2 separate regions of the Homo sapiens genome follow, and region 1 is linked to region 2. A link is an interaction called in ENCODE POLR2A ChIA-PET data of the cell type or tissue named here. Cell type or tissue: K562. All regions are shown on one strand.

Region 1 (2,500 bases), 200 kb before region 2:
GTAATTATGGAGCTAGCACCATTGTAGATATCGGAAACTGATGAAAATAAAGCTATACATAATTACAAGGTAATCATGAATATATATATATATATATATATATATATATATATTTTTTTTTTTTTTTTTGGAGACTGAGTTTTGCTCTTGTTGCCCAGGCTGGGGTGCAATGGCGTGATCTCAGCTCACCACAATCTCCACCTCCTGGGTTCAAATGATTCTCCTGCCTCAGCCTCCTGAGTAGCTGGGAATACACGCATGTGCCACCATGCTCAGCTAATTCTGTATTTTTAGTAGAGATGGGGTTTCTTCATGTCCGTCAGGCTGGTCTCGAACTCCCGACCTCAGGTGATGAAGATATATTTTAAGAACAAATCAAAAAGGCCAACTCTGTTCATGTTACCAAAGTTATTTGAAAAGGTAATTGTAGCTTGGGATTAAATTCCTGGAAAAGTCTTGTATGCCACACAGCTCAGATCAAAATGAAGATAAAATACTCTGGAAAACAGTGTTACATGATCAAAGGGAATTTTGACTGATAATGATGAAGACACCAATGTCAAAGTTTGCAAGAAGCATTTGAATAACATTGTATCATGAATAAAAGAAAAAATATTTCTAAAGCAAAATTTCACATTTAAAAATACATATGTGTAATTAAACTAACAACTTCATATAAACACGTTTACTGTTTTGTTACAGCTTTCTAATAATAATGTATTACAGTTGACCAAAAAACTTTATGCTCAATGACCTTTCTCTAAGCTCTGTAACCCTAAGTACACTGGCATCTTTCTCATTCACTCTTGGCACTCTCACAATCATCTCAAAATTAAGAGATCCAACACCAAACTTATGAGTGCCTCCCCAACAAAAACAAGGAAACCAAAAACAGAGAATCAAAACCAGGTTCTCTTCCTGTTTTCCTTATCTGAGTAAAAAGCATCTCTATCAACCCAGTGACTCATGCTAGAAACCAGGAATTCAGTTTTGACCTTCCTTCTCATTTACCCTTCCATTTACTCAATTCATCAACAAATTCTGTCAAATTTATCTCTGAAATTTTTCCTTGTTTCTACTCCTCTATATTCCTACTATTAACACTGTGCAACAAGCCAATTTTGTCTTGAGTTTAAACTACTGCCTACCTTTCCAAAACAAGGAAACTTCCACTCCTGACTTCCTCTAATCTGTTCTCTATACGGCACACTAGAAGGCTTTTACAAAATCTAGTATCTTTTCCTTGCTTTAAAGCAAAAGTTTATACCTTTCAGTAACTTTCCATTACACTTAAAAATCCAAACCCTTAATCCTAGTTTACTCAGCCCTATATATGACCTGGTTCCTGCCCAGCTCTCTGACCTTACCTAGCCTCACATTGTTCTCCACCTTCACAGGCTATCTTTGATTAACACTTTCTAGTTTCCGGGCTTTCACAGGGGGCTTTCCATCTGCTAGGAATTGTATGGCCTGGATTTACCTGGTCAGTAGCATTTATAATAAGACTACAAATACAACAACAACACTGCAGGTATGGTCCTGATTCTAGACAATGGTGTTAAAGGATGCTTTCATAGATGAGAAGCAGGTAACTGAGGATAAGGGAGTTTTGAAAGCCAAAGCTTGAGGAAACTGCACTACAACATAAAAACGTTTGCTCCTCAGAGTCTCAGACAAAAATACCAACTTATGTATTAAGTTGTGTATCATAGAAAATATATGGAAAAAAGCAATAAGGTTGCCCAAAGCCAAAGATACATACTAACAACAGGCTAGGGTTTATGTGCATGTACCGAAAACTCCACAGACATGGAAGAAATGGAGACCAAAGAAAACAGGAAGACAACATATATACGTAAGGTCTCCACATTATTCAGGATAAGAAAACTACCTTCTACTAAATTAAAATGTCCTCTATCACAAGGTATCTTGGAATTGAGTCAGAAGCAATGAAACAAGGCACATCTGGGCCAGCAGCAGGTGTACTATACATTCTTCTCTCTCATACTGCTTTCTCCAACATTTCTCTTTTAACCTACCAGGCTTCCCACATTAAAAGTGTGCGGCCACACAAGCTTATCAGCTTCAGCAAAGTGATGACCAGTGGTAGTGGGCACTTAAAAAAAAAAAACAAAAACAAAAAACAAAACAAAAAAAGCTATGCTTCAGACAGTACAGCACTAGTATAGAAAAAAAAAATGCCTATTACCTTGTTACTATTGCTGTGACCTGCTCCTATTTCCTTTTTTTTTTTTTTTTTTTTTTTTTTGAGGCACAGTTTTGCTCTGTCATCCAGGCTGGAGTGCAGTGGTGTGATCACAGCTCACAGCAACCTCCTCCCGCTGGGCTCAAGCAATCCTCACACCTCAGCCTCCTGAGTAGCTAGGACTACGGGCACAGGCCACCACACCCAGATTTATTTTTTATTTTTATTTTTGGTATTTTTGGTAGAGATGGGGTTTCACCATATTGCCCAGGCTGGTCTCGAATTCCTGAGCTC
Region 2 (2,500 bases):
TGACAAGGAATGTAATTTTTCTTGGCTGTGCTTCAGAAATTTAGGGTCAGTAGCCTTAATCAAGGCACAAAGCAGGAAAAGGTGAGCACAGCTGTCTCTAGGAGTGGGCAAGGTATGTACAATCACTGATGAGGTATGCATGCACGCAAAGGATTTAAAACTGCTCAGTCTCACTACAAAAATTGAACTGAGTTAAAAGGAAATGCTGTGGCTTCCCCCTACTATCTGGCTCTGGATTGAGTCCACAGTCTTACTTCATCAAATAGAAAATAAAACTGACAAGGATCTCCAAAAGTAAATCACTATTTGTGTAAATGAAACAAAATGCTTCATTAATCCCAGTTCTTGGTTGTGCCTCCTGGACTAGAAGCATTTTGTAGACAAAAGAGTGTTTCACAAAATTGAAATGTAATTCAGGTGAAGGACAAAACATTTTCCACAGACACTTAAAATTCCAAACTTTCAAATGGCCCTTACAGCTGAACCGTTGTATGTTACAGTAGTGAGGGTTCTGGGTATCCTTTAGCAGCAAATGCCGGTTTAAAGGGCACGGGGTCTCTTCGGGTTGATTTGCTTGCTGGCTTGTTCCTCCTCTTGTAGAGCTGCACGGAAAGATTTCACTTTATCTTGGAAAAAGAAAAGAAAGAGGGAATAAGTATTGTATTACACGCAGTAAGAGTTTACAACTTTATGGGTTCAATCAAGTCAGCTGTGTTATTTCCTAACAGTAACTCAGTATTTTTCCTTTTGTTCTTTGTTGTCTAGAAACTCGGAACTAAATAGAATGCTCAACTATTGCGAAAGTTTTTTGTTACAGATTTCCAGAAATACCTGTTTTTCTGTATCTTTCAATAGCTTTCTGTTCTGTTTGGCACATTTACAGTTCTCTGTTTTAATTTATTGGAATTCCTCCTAGAGTATAGGCAGGTTTCACATTGTAAAATACATAGTCTACCTTTTTTTTTTTGAGATGGAGTCCTCACTCTGTCACCCAAGCTTGAGTGCAATGGTGCGATCTAGGCTCACTGCAACCTCCACCTCATGGGTTCAAGCAATTCTCCCACCTCAGCTTCCCGAGTAGCTGGGATTACAGGCGTGCACCACCCGCTCAGCTAATTTTTGTATTTTTAGTAGATACGGGGTTTTACCATGTTGGCCATGCTGGTCTCGAACTCCCAACCTCAGGTGATCTGCCCGCCTTGGCCTCCCAAAGTGCTGGGATTATAGGCATGAGCCACCGTGCTCAGCACCCCCTATTTTACCTTTTTAAAGCTATGAACATGTAAAATATATTTGAATTTTTAGAAATTTACATTTTGTCCTCACTGTGAGGAAGGGGGATTGTGAAGGGGGGATGACTAAATGATATATTTCTTGATTTTACGCATTTTCTGGTCATGTACTGCTCTAGAGTCATGTAAAAACTAGAAATAGGTTAGTAAATTGTCAGACAAATTACATGCAGCTGTGAAGATAAGCTATCTTTCAATAACAGTGGCTCTCAACTGGATATGATTTTTGGCCCCCAGCGGGCATTTGGTAATGTCTAGAGACATTTTTGGTTATCCCAACTGGTGTGGTGCTACTGTCATGTAGTGGACAGAGACCAACGATGCTGGTAAATATTGTACAAGGCACAGGATAACACTCCTCAACAAAGAAAGGCCTAGCCCCAAATGTTAACAGTGTCAAGGTTACGAAACCCTACTCTGTAGACTTCAGAATAAAGTTGGAATCTCAATTTTCCTCCCCTTTTTGAAAGTACAGTGATGTTTAAAAAGTTAACTTTTTTGAAATTTTGAAATGAATTTAAGAACTTCTAGATTTGGTGCTCTCAAACTGTTACTGTTCTGTTTTTTTTGAGATGGAGTCTCACTCTGTCACCCAGGTTGGAGTGCAGTGGCGTGATCTCGGCTCACTGCAACCTCCGCCCTCCGCCCCCTGCCCCGGGTTCAAGTGATTCTCCTGTCTCAGCCTCCTGAGTAGCTGGGACTACAGGCATGTGCCACCATGCCTGGCTAATTTTTGTATTTTTAGTAGAGACAGGATTTCACAATGTTGACCAGGCTGGCCTTGAACTCCTGACCTCGGGTGATCTACCTGCCTCAGCCTCCCAAAGTGCTGGGATTACAGGTGTCTGGCCCAAATTTTTCTTATAAATCCCAAATTTATCTCTGGGTGGTTAAAAAAATTCTAAGGACTGAATAATGCAATATATCTAGATAGTAATTTCTTAAAAGTTATGGATATGCTTGATACACATGAAATTTGAGAAAAGGAAAGGAAGTCAATTAAGTTGAATGCTACAAAGAAAAAATACCAGAGTGCATTAGGATCTGTCTTCTGAATAAAATGGATACAGAAGCTGATTGTGAATTATTGCAGATTAGAAAAATGATCAAAACAATTTAAATAAAGGGTTGAATATGAACAATATGAGAAACAAATGAAAATTTTAGTTCAACAGTCACTGCTGACTTTACAAAATATGATTTCAAAT

Evidence for each region. ChIA-PET counts read pairs that join two places held together with the same protein. Peaks named below come from ENCODE experiments on the same cell type or tissue, not always from the same donor. Only the 100,000 strongest peaks of a DNase experiment are listed, where the experiment ranks them.
Region 1: POLR2A ChIA-PET joins it to region 2 with 5 read pairs; 2 of 35 experiments call an interaction of 5 or more read pairs at or near these places.

What each region holds. Positions count from the first base shown.
Region 1 is chr5:62,584,382-62,586,881 of GRCh38, reverse strand. The region is part of intron 27 of IPO11 (importin 11); the gene reads right to left. All of the region lies in intron 1 of IPO11-LRRC70 (IPO11-LRRC70 readthrough), which reads right to left. Among named protein-coding and RNA genes, the nearest start is that of LRRC70, 6.8 kb to the right of the region's middle. In K562, no CTCF peak of the experiment used is centred here; a DNase peak (open chromatin) is centred at 951.
Region 2 is chr5:62,383,610-62,386,109 of GRCh38, reverse strand. KIF2A (kinesin family member 2A) reads right to left here. Exons shown (of 21, transcript NM_001098511.3): 21 at 1-626. The coding sequence ends at 541. Among named protein-coding and RNA genes, the nearest start is that of DIMT1, 19 kb to the left of the region's middle. In K562, no CTCF peak of the experiment used is centred here; no DNase peak of the experiment used is centred here.